4 separate regions of the Mus musculus genome follow, and regions 1, 2 and 4 are each linked to region 3. The links are chromatin loops, found by intact Hi-C in ENCODE. Cell type or tissue: heart. All regions are shown on one strand. Region 1 overlaps Pde4dip (phosphodiesterase 4D interacting protein (myomegalin)). Region 2 overlaps Notch2 (notch 2). Region 3 overlaps Fmo5 (flavin containing monooxygenase 5). Region 4 holds the start of Bcl9 (B cell CLL/lymphoma 9).

The links. A loop is a pair of places that touch in the nucleus more often than their neighbours do. Peaks named below come from ENCODE experiments on the same cell type or tissue, not always from the same donor. Only the 100,000 strongest peaks of a DNase experiment are listed, where the experiment ranks them.
Region 1: a loop joins it to region 3, with 2.6 times the contacts of the local background. A loop is called at or near these places in 4 of 42 quality-filtered maps.
Region 2: it touches region 3 in a loop (2.4-fold over the local background); 2 of 42 quality-filtered maps call a loop at or near these places.
Region 4: a loop joins it to region 3, with 5 times the contacts of the local background. A loop is called at or near these places in 2 of 42 quality-filtered maps.

What each region holds. Positions count from the first base shown.
Region 1 is chr3:97,765,773-97,770,772 of GRCm38, forward strand. The region is part of intron 8 of Pde4dip (phosphodiesterase 4D interacting protein (myomegalin)); the gene reads right to left. Among named protein-coding and RNA genes, the nearest start is that of Gm46816, 20 kb to the left of the region's middle. In heart, a CTCF peak has its summit at 2,582; DNase peaks (open chromatin) are centred at 1,319 and 2,249; H3K4me3 peaks cover 2,481 bases; H3K27ac peaks cover 1,874 bases.
Region 2 is chr3:98,017,884-98,022,883 of GRCm38, forward strand. The region is part of intron 1 of Notch2 (notch 2); the gene reads left to right. It overlaps Gm40103 (a long non-coding RNA gene), which reads right to left. Exons shown (of 2, transcript XR_001783932.2): 2 at 4,423-4,730. Among named protein-coding and RNA genes, the nearest start is that of Gm40103, 5.7 kb to the right of the region's middle. In heart, a CTCF peak has its summit at 2,604; no DNase peak of the experiment used is centred here; H3K27ac peaks cover 1,677 bases.
Region 3 is chr3:97,652,853-97,657,852 of GRCm38, forward strand. Fmo5 (flavin containing monooxygenase 5) reads left to right here. Exons shown (of 9, transcript NM_001161763.1): 9 at 1-2,435. Among named protein-coding and RNA genes, the nearest start is that of Prkab2, 2.9 kb to the right of the region's middle. In heart, a CTCF peak has its summit at 2,260 (motif pointing left); no DNase peak of the experiment used is centred here; H3K4me3 peaks cover 611 bases; H3K27ac peaks cover 2,452 bases.
Region 4 is chr3:97,225,433-97,230,432 of GRCm38, forward strand. It overlaps Bcl9 (B cell CLL/lymphoma 9), which reads right to left and starts at 1,932. Exons shown (of 10, transcript NM_029933.4): 1 at 1,786-1,932. In heart, a CTCF peak has its summit at 1,900; a DNase peak (open chromatin) is centred at 2,279; H3K4me3 peaks cover 3,390 bases; H3K27ac peaks cover 2,706 bases.

The DNA of each region.
Region 1 (5,000 bases), 110 kb after region 3:
ACTGCCATTCTCCAGTTATTAAGAAAGTCGAGAGTAGGTTGAGTGAATCCTTCCTTAACAAAGGAAGAAAAAGCTGTCTGTGCAGTTTTCAGCTTAACTTCATGAGTGACAACATTTGAATCGCTAAGTATTTTCCACGAACAAGTCACCATTAGCTCTGAGATGACCATTAATTATAACAAACACTGCCCAGATGTTCTTTCTAATGCTTTCCTGATGGGCTAATAGTTTCCACTCTATGTGCTAACCATTTTGAGGCATCTGAGGGATGAAAAGCTTAAAGCTCCAGGGTGAACTTGCCAGGAACCTAACTCTAACTCTCTTACTGAAAGGCAATGGAAGAATATCATTCACAAATCTAAAAACAAAAACCAGCAACAATCAAGGGGTGGTGTGGGAGGACAGTTTCCGATGCCAAAAGTAAGACTTCTTTCTGCAGAAAAAGAACCTTTATCTTTTGTTACATATAATTCTGACAATAGGAATTGTTAAACTGATACTGTTTAAAAGGCTTCTGAAAAGTAATTTATGTAAGTGTAAATCACATTTACTAAGGTGCATAAGCAAAAAGTATAGCTGAAATAAGCTCAACAATTAATTTTTTTCAAGCCTAGACCACTTACTATCCTGGAGCTAAACAAACCATGGGAAACCTGTGGACGGCTCATGAGAAAAGCACTATAGGTAGCCATTGTGTATACCTGGAACCCGATCGGCAAATACTCATCACAGAGATCATCCCACAGCTCCTGTCCGTCTGAAATCTCCCAAGGATAGCTCACAGGCGTCCTGTAAAGGGGTTTCAAAGGCCTGTTAAGGAAACTGGAACTAACTCCGTTTGTCAGGATATGGCCAGGCTTGGCTCCAGGTAGGATGGATTTCACTGGAATAGGAAGCTTGCTCCCTCTGGGACTCTGAATGGGCTTATAATCAAGACCTTTAATCATGCTAAGAGCTAGCTCCAGTTTGTGGTTACACAAATGCTGTGGAGCCTGTTCGTCAGAACAGTAGTCACACTTTACAAGTTCTTTCGCACTTCTCTCCGTTTCCTCGTCTTTCTGTTGTGGAGGACTAGCCTGGACACTAGCATCCAGAGACTCCACGGAGGAACCTGGTGTCCCTTCCTCCATGCTTTCTCCATCCGGGGGTACTTTTGTGCTTGCTAAGTCTGGTGGCCCAACCTCTGACAATGCCGGTTCTTCAGTGCAAATGCTGGTAGACCACCTGCTAGAGGGGGCATAAGAAATACTTCGGGCCACTTTTCGAGGCACCTTACAAATGGCTTCATAGTCGGAATCCGCAACCCGCAGAGCTGCACAACCGCGACATCTCCTGGGTCGGTTTCCGGGCCCTTCGGAAGCATGACAGCTGTGTGAGTCGTTAATCTGATCCTCATTTTCTACCCAACACTCAAATCCCGAATAGGCAAAGTCTTCTTGGAGCAGCGCAGCGTACCTCATATCTGGCAAGCCGGAAATGTCTACTGTCCCACTCCCCGCCTTGTTCTCCTCGCCAGAGTCATCATTATTCTTCCGATACATACTGGCAATGCAGAACTTGAGGCGATCCTTTTCCAGGAGCAGCTTCTGTAAGCGCTCAAGAGAAAGGGCTTCGATCCTGGCAATGACAGTATCGAATCGATAGATGCGATCGAGCATGAAAGCGCACTTGCTACAAGCAAACTCGGCTTTGCCATCACGAGAGACATCTTTGCCTAGGACGTGCGAAAGCAGAACCTGGAGGTTGAGCTTGGACGCGGTATGAAAGATCCAACGCCGCTGGTTTCCACACAGCTCCCGGGCACAGATCCTGCAAATCTCTTTCATCTTCACTCCTGGAGGGTGCGGAACTTCTCTGGAGCGGCCAAAGCTGCGGGTTGCTCACCGGCTCTGGGATGCGGTCCTCTTCCCACCTTGATGGTCTGGGGCTGGCATGGCCCAGTCCCAGGTCCTCACTGGGCAGGGGCACACCTCAGCGTGCGCAGACTCTGGGTACCACAAGACCAGCCCCGCCCCTCGGGCAGGGGGCGGGCGCGGGCGCAACACCGATTGGGATGCTGAGTGACAGGGTACGAGCTGCGCGAGGTCGCTGCCAGGGCCCCCACAGCTGTCTCTCCCGCGGGCTGCCTCGTCCTCCACGTCCTCCGGGGCGGGCAGTCTAGGCTCTGGGACAGTAAAGTCGGCTCAGAGCTGACGCAAAGCCCGGGAGATGAAGCATCAGATTTCAAGATGGCGCCGGGATAGGCGGTCTCCCCAAGCCTCCTCTGGGAGATGTAGTCCGACCGCTGCGGCTCCGCGCATGCGGGCTGGCGAGTACCTCCCCTCGCCTCCAATCCATTCTCGCCTGCTAGCCCGGTAAAGCGGACTTTGCTCGGAGGGGGAGAATGCAAAGTGAGATATAAGGCCAACGCCTGGCTGGTTTACTCTGATAAGATCTCACCAAATACACTCCCCAATCCTTTCAGGGAATCTCTCTCCTCTGCTGGATGCCTTGAGGCTCCTCCCAGAGGAGAAAGCCCAGTCCCCTCCCTGTCTGTCTACGGTCAGTGCCACGTACACTGGATGTGGCCTGGCGGTGCCACTAGGTACCGCTGCGCCACCGCCTTCTGACGCCGCCCCACCTCCTCTCCTAACTCTGACTCTGGGGTCAGAAGTTCCCAAGCTGCAGATATGTTTGGGGAGAACCTGATAAGTAGAGGAGGCAGGTTGAAAGAGTTTGCCGACACCAAACTAAGGTTGGACCTTACTTACTACTGGATTGATACAAGAAAGGAGACTAGTGTTTCTATCAATGTCACGTGATGTGTGGATAAGCAGGCCTAGGTGTTTTGTCCTTTTCTGAAAGTGGGAAATGGACCTGTATAATGCAGGCACCTGAGAGTCCAGTAAACACCAGGTGACTGGATCTGATCAAGATTTTAAAGCTAACAAGAGAATGGGCTTTGTCAAGCTTCAGGCCTCCTGAGAGAGTATCACGAATTCTCTTTCAGGTTCTGGTAGACAACTTCTGTTGGAAATGGAAGAAGGGAGACAGACACTTCTTTGAAAGTGTTTTCAATTCAAGTACTTCAGAATTAGGGCTGGAAATTCACTGGCATAGTTAGTACCTGGTTTTACTATTATACAACTAAGTCTTCCGATCCTTTCCTATAGAACTTCACCCACATAAGAGAACCTGGAGCAGCAACTGGATGAGATGCAGGTATCACAAACTGTTGCCAGTAAGAAATTCACTTCCTGGCTTTAGAGGCAAGTACCAGAGGAGGAACAGCATCTCCAGGAATCCCTTGAACTTCCTCCAGGGCAGGAACTCTGGGTCCCTAACTAATGACTTTTAGATTCAAAAACTGTGGGGCTAGGGCTATCGTGATCGTTCTAATCACCTAAACAAAATCCTGTAGCTTTGTATGCCAAATAGCTTTGCATATATAATTTCATCTAAAGACACAGATTCCGATCCTCTAAGCCAGACCATAAAATGGGACTCCAAGTAAAAACCGCTGCGTTTTTTTTAAATCCTTAAATGATGTGAGCTTGAAAGTCAAAAGAAACTGAGCATCTGTCTTTGAAATCTACAACAGTCTATTAAAGACAGAGTTTCTGAACTCACTATGACAGATGGACAGGCAGAGAGCACCCTACTTCCTCCTACATAAACTACTCCAAAATTACCCTGAAAAATCGATAGTGAGCTTTCACAGCAGAGCCAGCCTTCGCATGATCATTGGTGTTTAAAATAACTTGATCCTAGTCAAAAGATTGTGCTGCCTCGATAACAAAGCTTGAAGCTTAAATGAAATTTAAAAGAAACATTACAATAAGCTTAACATTTTATGACCCTTATCATCATCTTCATCACAGTTTGTAGTTAACAGTAGCTCCTTTAAGAAAGGAAACAAAATGGGGTAGAAGGAACAAGATGAAGATATTTTATTCTCTATGCTATGAACCATTTGAATTTAGGCCAAGAACTATTCAGGTCTCACCTTTAATTTTTATTTCATAGAATTTAAAAAAATTTAGATTTAAAATATTGTAAATGAATGTTTTACCTGCATATATGTATGTGCACTACAAGTGTGTGTGTGTGCTGGCTGCCCCAGGAGTTCAGAAGAGGGAGTTGGTTTCCCGGAACAACAGTTCCAAATGGTTATGAGCACCATATGGGTTCTGGGAGCTCAACCCAGGTCCTTGCAAAAGCAGTAAGTAGTTGAGTCACCTCTCTAGCCCTAATCTTTAAATGTAAGAAAGATCCCACAGGTAAAACCAAAGGCTGTGTCAATTTAACATCTCAGGTTCTGCTTAGACCTAAGCCATAAAGCTTGACACTGAAGGGAAATGCTGGTTAGCTTGCATGATGTACATACAATATGGGCGACTTAATATGAACAAAGGTTCAACTAGGGATGTATAAATTAATAATAATGGTTATATCTTGGAGAGTAAAATGGATATTTATGTTCATTTTCCATCATTTGGATTCTATAGTTCTTTTTTAACAATAAATATACAACACTTTGTGATTTAAAGAATACTTCTTTAAAGCAAGGTAGGATGCCAGGCTTGGTGGCACATACCTTTAATCCCAGCACTCAGAAGGCAGAGACAGGCAGATCTCTGTGGACTTGAGTCTACATTTCAAGTTCTAGGTCAGTCAGGGCTACATAGAGAGATCCTGTCTTAAACAAAGTAAGATAAACATGTTTTTACATAGTTGTGCAACACTGTCCAGCAAAGAAAAAGAATTGGCTCTGATGTGTGCTTCATACATGAATCTCAAAAACATGGTAATGAAAAAAGCCATATACAAACAAAACATTTTGTGTAAAATGTAATTGTTTCAATCATTTGAAGTAAAAAAAAAATAGGAAAAATACATCTATTGTGGTGGAGGTTAGAAACAATTTCAGGATTAAAGGGTGAAAATTTAATTTCAAAGAAAAATGTGTTGACTAGTTTTATGTCAACTTGGTACAATCTAGAGTTATCAGAGAGGAGGGA
Region 2 (5,000 bases), 370 kb after region 3:
GCCTACAGACTTATACTGCCTGGCGCCTTTTGAGACAGGGCTTTGGAACCTTGGTCCTCCTGTGTCAGCCTCTCGAGTGCTCGTGTTCAGTGTGCACCATCATGTCTCACCTGGCTTTGTGCTAACCCATCCCCTGTTTTTACCTAAGAGGTGGGTCAGGGTTACCTCTTTGTTGTATGTGCTGATGGGGACTTTAAAGCCCTCTGGTGCTTCTCTCTGCCCATGCTAGATCTGATCTCTACCTGGCAAGGGGCAGTGTACCTGTGTTTCCTATCAAGAGGCAGTCTTTGACCTCTAGTTCTTATATGCACCAAGTTTCTCTCCTCTTGTTTCTATTCATTGGTATCATCTCTGGATTTTGTCCTCAGAGTCCTGAGCTTTGTGTGGGTGACAGAAGTAAAAAAGAGCAGGCTATGTACCCTTCACTGAAGTGACACCCACTTGTCCATAAAAGGAGTGGAACTTGTGAAGAACGTTATGTTCTTCTGTCTGGGAAGGCTGTTCAGGTGAACCACCTTAGCCCTACGTCTTCATACCTCCCTGTCCAGATAGGTCCATGAAGAAGGAAAGAGTTTGTCCAGCAGCTTCCCTGGCTCCTCTTACGAAAAGAACACATGATTGTCCTGGGTAGTGTGACTCAGTGGATCTCAAGTTGTGTCTGGGAATTTGTACGTTCTAGTTAGGGGTGGGGATGGCTCAGTGTGTAGAGTACCTGTTACAAGCAAGAACACCTGGGTTTGGATCTCCAGCACCCACATAATAAGCAGCTGTGGTGGTGTTTATTTGTAATTCCATAGCTGGGGGCAGAGACAGGATGATCCTGGGGCTGTACCAGCCAGTCACTCCAGATGAAACAATAAACTGTATCCTTTCCCAAAAAGCAAGGCAGATGGTGCTGGAGAGATGGATCAGGGATTGTGAGTGCTTGCTGATCTTCCAAGGTCACAAGTTTGATTCCCAGCACCTGTATCAGGTGCCTCATAACTGCCTGTAACTCCAGTTTGGGGGGGGTGTCTGATGCCCATTTCTGGCTTCCATGGGCACTGACACACACATGACTTACACTCACACAAGCATATACATAAACATAGCTGTATGCAATACAGTGATAGCTTGAAAAGGAGGCCATCACTTGCTCTGCTGGCACTGCAAGGCTAGTAATGTTGCCTTGTGCTTTTAAAGAGCCGGTCTGTGAAGTCTATATTTTAGGACTGACAGAGGTATAGCGTGTGTCTTTAAAGGCAGTCTCCCTCCCTCCATCAGTGTCACTCGGATAGATCCCGGAATGCACGGATTTCACACGAAGTGCTGTCTTTAGCCCGGGTGATTGACGCTTCCTCGGAGGATATCTGTTTTGTTAACCTGTGACTGCCTCTCTGCTGGCAGCTTTTCCCTTGAGTACAGGAGCACGGAGAGAGAGGAAGACAACTTATTTCAGCCTGTCCTGATTTTTTGAGAGAGGGTCTTACTACTTTGTAGCCAGAATTGGCTGGAACTTACTGTGTTCGAGGCTGGCCTTGAACTTAGAGTGATCTGTAGGCCTTAGCTTCCTTCTTATTTCGATTAGAGGAACAAGCCATCATTGGGTGGCAGTACTGACTTGGGTTGGGATATTCTCACGTGGTGCATGAGGGGAAGGGAGAATGATGAGCGTGCCAAAGGCCCCCTACATGGCACGTTTAGCAAGAAGGGCCCAGGGTCGCCCTGTTACCATGGCACTTCATGTTACCGCCTCTGATGGAAAGAAAGAAGTGGCTTCAGAAGTTGTTGGCTGTCCTTTGGGCTTCGGCGGGTCAGACTGCACAGTGTTCCCTGGCAGCAGCAGGAGGTTTGCCGCCCCTTTTTGAAGGGATTCTTACCTGTTTGCCTTTAACACTGTGGCCTTCAAAAGCGTGAAACAGAGAAAGAGGGCTCTTGGGAGCTGGAGTGAGCAAAGCAATGATCGCATTCATTTTTTATTGTTACTTTTGGTCAGTGTGTTCAAGAATTCAGGGTCACTGCTCAATTGCCTGCAGGACTCTCAGGGACTGGGCTCCAGGGCATTAGAAGAGGGACCCAGGCCCTCAATGCCTGGCTTGAAGACCAAAGTGCCAGCTCAGCCATCAAATTGGCCTGCAGTTCAAGGGGTCCAGGCACATTTGCGTAGAATCCTCTGAAGACTGTGGGCTCTTAGAGTGATGCTATGTTAAGGCCTTGGGTGTGTCGTCAGGCTTAATTGTTTCCCTTGGCATCTTGGGGCAGGCAGTGCAGGGAAATATAGTCTCCAGGTATGTGGGAATTGTACCCAGAGTGGAAGTTAGGCTCCTGCCCCCAGGACTGATAGCATCACTGAGATGAGGCAGAGAGGTACACGGTGTGTAGTTTGAAAGCCACCTAGCCATTTATTGAACTCTCTGAAAGCAGTTTCCTGCAGTCTGGGTAACTAAGAGCAGTGGGGTTCCTGGGGAGTACCCAGGAGAGAAGAGCAGCCCCAGCTCCCCCCACCCAGGGGGGCTTGTCTGCTATTTTGCACAGTCCGCTATTTTCTTTTCTCTGTTGTAACATAGGAAAAGAATAATCAACTTGCCTTGGTGAGAAGAAGACAAAGACCCCCGTCTGGTGGCGGGTGTGAGTATAACATTGGCAGAGGTTGTGGTGGCTATTAGTGGCTCTGTGGTGAGAGAGCACTGTGTCCTCAGCCCTGCATGGCAGGCTTGCTACAGGACATATCAGGGTGGAAACTGTCTTCCTGGGAAGATCCCAGTTCTCAGCGGCAGTGGCTGAAAGACCTCCTCATCACAGGCATGGGGTGTGTGTGGTGTGGACACACCCAGAGTCGCTGCTGCTGGTGGCATTGATTAATCAACGCTGACATAGCCCTCACCCTGCTTTACTTGTCTTGGCAAAACCCTGTTCTGCCAGCTCCTCAGTACTTATGTGGTACCAGGAGAGATGGAGCAAGGTCCTGGTGGTTGCGGGGGCGGTCACTCCACTGTCCTCCCTCTGCTGTCTGGAACTGTTGGCTGTCACCTTGGTTGACCAGATGACTTTTCTGCCAGGTGTGGAGGACCTGGGTCCCATCTTCCAGTGGACTGAAGCCCAGTTCCCTGGAGGCCTGCCAGCGGAGATCTCTAGTCTCCAAGTCAGTTCCTTCTACAGATTGCTGGCAACTGAATAGTAATTCTGGGTTCTTTGAATATATCAGACCAACATCATGCCAGAGTGGACTCATTGCCACACAAAGACTGGTTGGGTGTGTGGTGTTGCAGAACCTGTTTCTGGGGTAAGAGTGACTCTCCCACTCACAGACATGTTTATTCATATGAAGAAAGTATGTGTGTTTTGTGAGGCCAGAAAAACACGATGAGAATATTTTGATTGGAGTCAGATATTGTCTCCTTAATAATACGTCTTCATTTAACAAATAGCACCCCCTTTAAATGCAGCCTTGCTTGCCAGGTAAGGTGTTGAAGACACAGCTGTGGTTGTATTCTAAAGTATATGTCCTTTTTCAGAGGCAGGTGTACTTTTAAATGGTGTGGTTTGCTTCCTTTTCATTTTGTGTTCTCCTCCCTGCCCTCCCTCCCCTCCCTCCCTTTGAGAAGATTCTGCATCGGGTGTAGGTCACAAGCGTTACCTAGCAGGAGAGAGAAATCTTGTCTGTTGGGCTCACGAGGTGTCCCAGTAAGAATAACCGAATGCTGTCTACTTAGGTGGTGCCTGAGTTAACTCCTGCAGAGAGAAGGTGGAAAGGTGCTGGGAGCCTTGTGTGTTTCTGGGCTCTCGGAGCCTTGCCTTTGGAAGCTATTCAGTCTCATTGAGGTTCCAGGACAAGCTATCTTGCTTATTCATTTTGTATGTTTTTCTTTGAAGTGTACATGGCTGTTCATTTGCTGACTCTTCTTTTAAGTGGCACACATTTACCTTTAGATAGTAAATTTTTTTTTTGCAACATTTAAGACACTTCCAAATCTTTATGAGGATTTAAAGGCAAAAGCTCAAATGGTGTGCCTAGTGCAAGGTTTGTCATTACGTCAGCAACGGCTGGGTGGGGTGTGCTTACCTAATTCAAGAATGCTGGAAACTGAGACAGGAGGATTGCTGTAAGGACAAGCAGCTAGGCTATCTTGGAAGACCCCCTGTCCTCCCAAATAAGGCAAGCAACCACTTACAGTCCTTGCTCCACATTGCCTAGCCATTAAGGAAAATGGTTGTAACTAAAAACAAACATTGTAACAGTTTCGCTTAGGTAGGTTTACATAGCAACAGAATTATTCCTTATGTTTACACATAATTAACTTGTATTTATACTGTGTTGATTTTCCCTGGCACCTTTACAAGATTTTGTGTGTATATGTGCTTTTAAAAGCAGTCACATTTGGAATTCTTTAGGTATGTGTGAGCAATCAGAATAATATCACCACACCTCTGTTAGTGTTTTGGTATTCATGTATGTATTTTGTTATATCTTTTTTCACCCTTAGATTTTAAAAGCTCCTATACATTTGAAAGTCACACAGGCAGTTTTCTGTTTAAAATGTTTTCATACATTTGATTCTAGTAATTAAATAATACTAAGGAATGGACTCATATGTTTTGACCTCTTTCTTTTGACTGCAAATTTGGTTGGATCCAACTCCCCCCCCCCTGCCCCCCCGCCCTGTCCCATGTACAGATAAGAATCAGCTGCCCACCAGAGGAAGCGTTGCTCTTTGGTATTCCAGCGATTTCTAAACCTAAGAGAGTGGCATCTAAAAAAAAAAAAAAAAAAAAAAATCAGAGACAATTAACATCTCCAATAATCACATCGTTTATAAGCCAAACTTGTGGTTAACATTTTGATTGATACTTTACAGTATTTTTCCATGCTCAGTGTCTATTATAAAACTTTAATTGGGATTTTAACAGACATATAGTTTTCCACTAAAAATAATATGAACATTTCCTCCATATATGTTAGTAGCCTTTAAGAATATGACTTCAAAGGCAACATACTACACTATCTTAAGGGACTACTAGCC
Region 3 (5,000 bases):
TGGGAGTTCCTGGCAAAGGATCACCACAAGTTCAAGGCCAGCCTAGTTCCCAGAGTGAGTTCCAAGCCAGCCAGGTTTGCATAGCAAGAACTTGGCTCAAGCAACAACAAAATATACAAAATCAGAAAAGGATTTGCTCTTCTAAGTTTGAAAGTCTTTTAAATAATTTGCCGTCTTCCAATAGGTTGATTAAAGAACCTGAGGCTTTTAGTTAGCTATCCTGGCTTAATCTTGAAGGGCTAGTGTTAGGATCCAGCTGAGGCAGTAAGCAAGTGCTAGCACTGGAGGTGGGGTCAGCAAGTGTGATTATTCCCTCCCCCTGCCCCGCCCAGCATTGAGGTGGGGTCAGCAAGTGTGAGTCTCCCCCTGCCCAGCTCCCTCCTTCCTTCAGAGTCTACATAATAAGAATCAGTAAGCTCTTCCACGTCTTAAGTTAGAACTAGTATTAGTATTAACTAGGGGCATTCTGCCTAGACCAGTTCTTCCTGTGTGTAGTTCAGAAAGGCAGGAGTGGAACTGAAATGCAAGATTTAAGAAGCATTGGCTGTCAGAAGCACTTGAACTCCCTAAGGATAATTTGACCCGCTGCAGGAATGGCATGAGAATAACACAAATACATGTAAGCAGATACGTGAGAATTCAAACTCCTAATTATACACGGATTTGAACAGCTGCCTAATATTTTACCCAGTGTACTCTCTGTGAACTTGAGCACTGAGCCCTGGTTGGGTTTCTAGGGCCCTTTTCCTTCCGAAATCCTTTAGCAACTGAATGTTTGTCATTATTAAAATGGGTCTGGGATTTTTTTTTAATCTGAAGATTGCTTTCGTTCAAAAATAAACGGAAGCTCTGCATCTTAACTTTTCTTCTTTTACAATGTAAAGGTCCTCTCATTGAGCTTGTAAAGATATTGAAGCACTACACTGCCAAGAATGTAATCTCTACTTATGGGCACTAATACCACAGGCTTCTTTCAAAGCCTGTACTTTTAAGTAGCTTCAACTCTCTCGTTCTGCTTAGAATATGCAAAACTACAAAAGCATCATTGATTTCTAAACCAAGCTGAAGGTAAGGCTAGGATAGGACCTTGAACTTAAAACAACTGAAGATACAAAGAGTAGTTACTGATCGATACTGATCGATGATCGTGTGCTGATTCACCAATTCATGCACTTTGCTCTTCTGGCCATATTAAAAGATTACGTCACTTACCCAACTATGATAAATCTGATGATCCAAAAGATGTATTCTTGCAATGCAAAGAATAAAGAAATGGCCCAAATGGACTGACTAGCTCATGTCAAAGGGGTATAGAAATCATTTCAAAGTGGCCCCAGTGGCCAAATTTGAAATAAATGTCGAGCAATAAATAACCTAGTATTGGATTATAACCTGAAACACAAAGATACCTGAGTCCATGCCATTATAGGTAAATGATTGGAAACATTATCAGAATGGAATAAGTAAAGCCCCCACACAGAATTCTAAATATTTTAGTTCTTGCCCCTCAAGGAAATGAAGCAAAGCTCTCTCAGATGTACTGCATAGATTAACTTCCTTTAGAAATCTAGTGTGGGAAGGGGTGAGGGATAACTGCAGAGGAGAAGTCAGACAGACTACCTCAGTCAGATGCCCACATCAATACAAGCATTGGCAATCACTGGTAGTTGTATGCATGAGATGACCTCTGTGGTGTTTTTCCTTCAGATGATAGCCCAGGCTAGGCAGGAGAAAAGTACCATGCAGGCAGCCTCAGGATGATCTACGAATACCTTACTCCCCTGGAACTGTTGAAGTCATCAAAAGCCAGTCTGAGAGAGAGAGAGCTTCCTAGCATACAGGAGCCTTGAGGAAGTATCCATGGTGAGAATTCAAGAAGAGAAAAAGAGATACTAAGTAAAAATTGAAGAACTAGTAACAATTGTGTACTCTGGGTAAAGAATGATGTGTCAATATTGGTGTTAAACTAATAAATGCACCACCATGACATGTTCTCAGGAGGAAAACAAGCACGCAGAACCTCTCTGTCGTCTTTGCAACTTAAGTCTAAAACCGGTGCACAAGATTTTTGTTTGTTTGAGTTGTTTTAAGTTCAGAGTTTGACCTGAATTACAGTGTACTAAAAACTTCTCAGACGAATGTTGGATAGTCGAAGATGGCTCGCTCTTGCAGAGGACCTGGGTTTGGTTCCCAGAATCCATATAGTGCGTCACAACTGTCTGTAACTCCACTTCTAGGGTATCTGTCTCCCTCTTCTGGCCATCGTGAGCACTGCATGTGTGTGGTGCACATGCATGCATGCAACAGCACTCTTTAACAGATAAAATAAATATTTTTTTAAAAAAAGAATATAGGCTGGGACCATTTGTTTAAATGACTGTTTCTTCAATTGTGCTCAGATTACATCGCTCTAATAAACCATAATATAACTTACGACAACAGTTTTGTTTCCTGTGATAGATAAGCATAAATTACAATTGGGGGCTTTGGTGGTATAAGGTTAAGACTTCTTGAAATCACTTAGATAAGTTGCTCCTGAAGGCTGAGCACATTAAACCAGTAGTCCCCAGCAGGAAGATGGACATGATGGACAGGTTATACCTAAGCAAGGTAATTGTATTTACTATTAGTCTGTCTTGCCTAACAGCATGGTGGAAACAAACCCACTCCAGACTTTTGACCTGGAACTCCCAAGGCATCATGCACTTTTCTCTGCTGTAGTGTTTTTAATAAATTCCCACTTTCCAGTTGAATAATGCCCACGAGTCTTCAAGATCCAGCTCCTCTCCTATCCCCCCACCCCCACCCTCCCAAGAACAGCTTCCTGACCCCAATGTGACCTCTGTACTCTCCTCTCATCTGGTAGATTCTGGTAGATTCGATTCCTCAGTCACTTTTTTTTCCCCAGACAGGTTTTTTTCTGTGTAGCCTGGCTGTCCTGGAACTCACTCTGAAGACTCAGAGATCCACTTGTCGCTGCCTCTTGGAGTGCTGGGATTAAAGACATGTACCAACCAGCGCCCAGCCCTCACTCGCATTTGATGGATGTCCTTATCACATGACACAAAGACAGATTCCTTTGCCTCATCGCTCTCTGAGTTAGTAACTAAGACAGATGCCTTGCAATTAATCTGTATTCCCAGTGCCCAGTGTAGTGCCTGGAGCATGGTGGGGCCTCAGTACATTGATGATAATTAATTGAATGAACATACTTAACAAGAGAGGTAAAAAGCATGAATACGTTTTTAAAGGATTAAATTGAATAGTGAACATCACTCTCCTAAAAGGAGATTAAAGAGTGCTTAGTAATAGCGCTTAGAACCAACTTGGTGGCCGACTGTTTTTGCAGAAAACTTTCCCGAGTAGACCACTGATGTGAATCTGAGGGCTAAAGCACTGTATGGTTTGAAACAGGTGTTGGTATACAACGTATTTCTTCAATCAAGCAGGTTTTAAAAAGTCAAGATCTTAAAACAGAAAACAGGACTTATCTCCTCCTCGATTCTCACCATGCACGAACGCCTGCTGCTGTGTCTTCTTGCTTCTCCAGCTCTCCAGCCCCTCTGAAGCACCCACTACCTCTCCTGGCTGTAGCTATTTATAGACCCGTTTATTCCCCTTCACTCAGTGAAGACCTTAGCACCTAACTCAATGCTGTGTCTATAGACACAGTCATTCCTGAAGGTGATGTTAATATCTATGCAATTAGTACTCCATCAATCCAATGGATTAATTAAGTAGGATGAGGTTCAGCTATATTTAATAGAAAAGTGATAGTCAACAGTGGTCTAACAAGACTGATATTTCTTTCCCCTTCATATAAAAAGTCTAAAATATATCATTTATGAGATGATTCCATAGCTGCATGGTTCCTTTTCCATTCTTTTCTTTTTGTGGGGGAGATGGGTGAGACAGGGTCTCACTATGTAGTTCTGGCTGTCCTGAAACTGGTTCTGTAGAGCAGGCTGACCTTGAACTCACAGAGATCTGCCTGCCTCTGCCTCTCAAGTCCTGGGATTAAAGATGTGCCACCATGCCCGGCTCAGTTCCCTTTTTTTATTCCACTGCTTTTAACTACCTCGTGATCTGAAGTGGCTGCTGGAGCTCTGGCCATTCTATGGACACCCTATACACAAAGAAAGAGAAACGGAGAAATTCTACTTACCATTTCCCCCTATCTATCTATTAGGGAGGCTAAGAAATGCATCTCTGTGGAGACAGACAACATCCTAAGGTTAGAGTCAGTGCTTCAGTAAAGAGGAAGGAAATCAATGTTAAGGTAGACCTCCAACTCTCTTTGCTACCTCACTGTTCCTTTTGAGTAATTACTTTCATTGTTTAAAATGTTAATCTATGTTTGAGTGTTTTGCCTACATGTTTGTATGTGCACCTGAAGGTGTTGTAGCGCCTGGAACAGATGATTATGAGCCACCTTGTAGGTGCTGGGACCAAACCCGGGTCCTCTAAAAGAACAGTAAGGGCTCTTAACCACTGAACCATCTCATCAGGGTTTATGACTTCTAATGGCTTTATGGTCGGCCTCATCTCACCGATCTACACACTTGTCTAAGATTCTGCCAGTGCTAATGACTGCAAGACCACTGAAACCTCAGTGGCAGACACGCTACTCTCACAGGACACCTCTCACTGTCTCAGCTCACTCAGTCTCTCCTGTGTCCAGAGTTCTTTGACCCCACTGGGCCCTCCATCAGCCTATTTTATCTTCACTTCCAGCCGACTGGTTTCAAAACGCTAGTCCAATAGTATATTCCCAGCCTACCTGTGCTCTCACTCATTAGCTGTTTGCATTAATCCACACAGCTAATCACAGTAACAGAAAACACCGCTTTGATGAGTTTGGGCATCACATAGAAGTAAGTCTTCTGCAGTAACTGCCATCACGTGTCTAGTCAATTCTCTGTCCTACTTTTTATTTCATGCCTCCTGGGACAACTAAAAAGGTTGCTTGGTAGAGGCGTACGCGGAATATGAAAATGTGG
Region 4 (5,000 bases), 430 kb before region 3:
TGCCAGGTCACCATGATCCAATATTCAGCTGGTTACAATGCTTGCGAAATCACTGGGTCTTTCCCCCCCTAGCATTTTCTTTCCTTTTGAGTTTACAGCAGCAGGTATTTCTGAAGGCCACGGGGAAATAACCCATAGAAGAAATTCCATATATATAAGGGTTTTTTTGTTTTGGTTTGGTTTTTGTTTTGGCTTGTGCTGGCTAACTGGAATCAAGAACAAAACATTCCTTTTGCTCAAGAGCCAGTTCCATGATACTTGTTCTATAAATAGAAAACTATACAGAAACTGTGCTTCCATCTTTAGGCCAATGACTTTCCCATCCAACTATCATCTATGTTGAAATTATTATATCCAGCAACTGATTACAAAGACTTTCAAGGCTCAATATCCAACTTCTAGGTCATAAAGCTATCAAATGTCATATACACACTCATACATTCCTCAAAGCATGTTTGCAACACCGGAACTAAGAGACCCTCTTCTTAGTCCATCCCTGTCAATAGTATAGGCCTTTTCAAGAGAAGAGAGAAGACTTTGTTACTGGTCCCCAGGACCATCAGATTTGCACACAAACACTTCTTCATGATAAACTCCCTGGTGACTAGTGTCCAGTCAAAAACTTTCAAACCAACCAGACTTAAAAGCCTCCAAGTCACAGGTTCTAAACAAGTCTTACCTCCCAACATCTTGACTATTTCACTACCTACTCCTCACCTCCTGTAACTAATTCATCACTGTGTTCCCTACACAAGAGCCCAGGTCTCTGTCGCCAAAATAACCATTTAATTCCACAGTTTATCAAACGCTAACAAATGCACCATCAAATTGACTTTTTACATGGCCGCTGACGTCACTGTCAGGGGGTGACTTGTTCTTGCTTTAACTAAAGTGTAACTCTGTATCCACTGCATCCTGCCTTGGATTATGTCCACAGAGGCATATTTGCATCCATTTCACTACCCTACCTAATGACTTTGACTCCAATCTTGGCCTCAGAATAACTCTTTTAACATTTAAAAAAACGCCCTTCCTTACCTCCAGCAGACTAAGGCTCTTGGGGGACAGATTTCAAGCTTTCTTTCTCATCCTTGGCAGCTTTAACATAACGTTCCCAGCAGTACTACTACAGGCCGTGGTCCTTCCCTCTGGACTAACCACCAACTCTGCGACTTGTTTTCCTTAGGATAACTCCATTTCACCAAGCTCACCCAACACTTACCAGTGACATCTTAATAGTCTTTGCAACTTTCAAAGGCCAGCCAGCCTCTAGGGTTCCAATTTGAAAACCACTGGTGTGTTCTACGACCCTCACAATGACTCAGTGACCTAACTCATTCGTCGCCAACTCACCTGCTGGAACCCTTTACAACTCAAGACATTCCTCTAGGCTTTCACCTCCCCCAACCCTTCAACAAGTCACTGGCCTGCGGAGTCCCCTTTCTCCCCTCTACGCATCTCCCGGGTCTTACAAACTCAACCCGAAATTCCTAATTTCGCGCGCTCTTTCCTCTCCATCGCCCCTCCATCCCAAGACCCCGAGACGGTCATCTCCCCTCAGGTAACCTCTCCAAGCACAGCTTTGGGACACAACCTCTAAAACCCCGAGAGATGCCCCGGTCTCTCCCATAGCTCCCGAGGCTCCCCCGCCTCCCCCAACAGGTTCCTCCAGACTCAACTCGCCAAGCCAGCGCCCCGACCCCCGGAGGCCCCCCGGCCACACGCGCACGCGGACCCGGCCCCCGCCGCGCCGGCCCGCCCCTCCCCCTCCCCGGGGCCACTTACCCCGGGCCGGAGAGGGGGAGGGGCGAGCGCGGGCGGGAGCTGCGGTCCCCGGCTGCTCTCAGCCCCGGGGGGCCGGGGCCCGGACCAGCGGCAGCAGCAGCGCAGCGTCTCCCCCCGGCGGCGGCAGCGGCGGCGGCGGCGCCGTCCCACTCCCGCAGGCACACATAGGCTCCATTGTCCGCCGGTGCCTCCCCCTTTCCGGCTCCCCCTCCCAGGCCCGCCCCTTCCCCCTCCCCTCGACCCTCCCCCAGCCGCACCGTGCCACGAAAGGTACCGCGGGCCCCGCCTCGGACGCGAGCGGAGGCGCGCCCCTCCCCCGGCCCGCCCGGCGGGGAATGGGGCCCTGGCCCCGCCGCCGCCAGGGCCCGCCCCCTCCGGGGGAATGGCACCCGTCCCCCTCCCCGAAGGCGATCGATGGTACCAGCCCGCCGCGGCCTCCGCCCCCTCCCGCGCCTGGCTCAAGAGAAGCCGCCCGCGCCCCGCCCACCCACGGCCCCGCCCCGACGGCACCGCCTTCTGCTTTGCATGACCCCTCCCATCCAACCCCGCCCCGGCTAGTCACCGGGTCCCCCCGCGGTGACGCCCACTCCCCGGTTTAAAGCCACAGAACCCTCTTTTTCAACTAAAAGATCCTCCTGCAGGACCCACGGGGCGGGTGGTGCGGCGGGGAGGTTCTCTTCCTTCCTCACCCTCCTCCCGGCGCTCATTCACCCAGACTCCCCATGGCCTCCAGCAGTACTGGAGCCACCGAAGGGGATTAGAAAAGGCGCGGGAGGGGGAAGGGCAGAGTGGAATTTAGCCATCTTTGACAGAAACTAACTGGGAGCTGCAGAAGGAACCGATCTTCCTTCACTCGCCCGCCGTTCAGGGTCGGGCCTAGTCTTCAGTCTTCATGCCACCTCCTCGCACCTCTCCACTGCGATTCCGCCTTGCTTCCCCCAGCCCACCCATCCGCCCCTAGGTGTCCACTCTACCTTTGCCCGTGAGGGCTTTCTTCCCTCTGGAAAGCTGGTCCCCTCGGCTTGCACTCTTCTCCCTCTTCCCAGAACAGACTCTCTGGGGTCCTGCTGGCGCTGTGGCTAGAGCAAGGTCTCCTTCACCTCGGGCCCTGCCCCGCCCCGCCCTGCCTGGCCAGCACTACCTATGGTTTCCAGAGAGCACCTTCTGCCCCGGCCTCCAGGTCTTCTCCCAACCACAGTATCACTCACTTAATTTTATTTTTTGGAAGAGCTTTGATGTTGAGAATTCGAGGGCGACGCGTTCAGCACTACCCCTGTGAAGTTAGATGTTAGCTCATTAGGTAGCACTTTTTCACATCTTGGTTAATGCGCCTTGCTCAGATTCCTGTTATCCTTATTTTGTGGGGCCGTGTTACTGCCTTGACCAGCCATCGTTACTGTCTGCCCTCCCCACAAAACCCTACTAATCTTCGAGTTTGTACTTTGCGGAGTTGATCTTAAGGATTCTCCTGCAACTCTGTGCACTGGTCCAAAGCGTTTCTAACAGTTAAGTGGATTCTGTGTACCTGAGAATGTACAGTCTCCCCGAAGATGGAAGCAAGCAACATAGCCAAAAGACCTACATGGGTTTAACCAGGACAGCCACTACTGCCTCCGCTTTTCTCTATATAAAATAGGGAACCTTCCTGTGGTACCCTTTTAAGGAGCAGTGCTGTCGTAAAGGATGGTATATAATAGAACGCTAAATAATAAAGTTCACTCACTACTTTCCAATCTTCGCAAAACTCACAACTGGCCATATGGGTTTCCATACAGTTTCTCCCTGGCTTAGAATCTGAACAACTGTGGCAAGATATTTTCTCTTTGAGACTGAGTTTATAAGTTTAAAAGAGAGTCAGGTAGGTCTAAATGATATAAACCTGAGAGCAAATTGAGTCCACGTAAGAAATAAAGTTGAAGGGTTTGGGGGTAGGGAGCTGTCAACTTTTGGCTTTAGAAATTAGATTCCACATAGCTACGAACCTCTCTAAAAGAGAAAAGATCACGTGTGACTATGAGAAAAGACAATCAAACTAGAAGTATGTAAGAGTATTTGGGATTGCTAATGTAAGGGAAGGGTCTTGACTCATATAGATTGGATTCCTCTAAAAGAAAACCACTGCCAAAATACTTCTGTCCTCATTAGGATTTCTGTTGCTGTGATGAAACATCATGACCAAAAGTAAGTTGGGGAGGAAAGGGCTTATTTGGTTTACACTTCCACATTGTAGACCATCACTGAAGGAGGTCAGGACAGGAACTCAAACAGGGCAGGAACCTGAAGGCAGGAGCCGATACAGTAACTTCCAGGTATGCTGCTTACTGCCTTGCCTCCCATGGCTTGCTCAGCCTGCTTTCTTATAGACCCCAGGACCACCAGACCAGGGATGGCACCAGCCATAATGGGCTGGGCTCTCTCCAGTCAACCATTAATTAAGAAATGCCTTACAGCTGAATCTTATGGAGGCATTTTCTCAATTGAGTTCTTCCTTTAAGATAACTCTAGCTGTGTCAAGTTGACATAATACCAGCCAGCATGACTCGGGTATTCCAGATCAGGTCACTGCTGGACAACAAGCTAAAGGGCAGACTGTGACAATAATGTACCTAAAGGGTAGACTGTGACAATAATGTACTTAAAGCAAAACAAACAAACAAATAAAAAAAGCCAAAAAACCCAAAAAACAAAAAACAAAACAAAACAAAAACCTGTCTTTGCTAGGCATTAAACTCTCTTGTAACCATGTGTTAAAGTTCAAAAATGATTTACTGAATTGGAAGGAAAATGAAGACAAGGATCACACACGCACAACTCCAGGCTACAAGCAACCGCAACAAGACCTTAAGCACGCTAAGAAAAAAAAAAAAAATCAGGAAATGTAAAGGTTAGCAGCTCCACAGTAATGTTAGTTTAGCTATATTACACACAGGACAGAAATGCGTTTTAAAATATCATATATTCTGCTCAATAGTTTCTTTCACTGGAGTATTTGCTCTCTGAGTTTTCTAACGTCCACACATCTGCTCTCGCTGGACAAAAGCCTGCCTTTGGTGTCGAAGGGCCTGACAGACTGTGCATGTATAAACACGAGTGGAGAGCGGAGAGATCCTTCTGAAAGCATCTTGTAAACAGAAGTCTCGTGATGTTTTTGCTACTCCAGCAACTCTGTGAAATCCTTCTTCCTCCAAATGGCAAGACTGCTAAAAATACAGGCT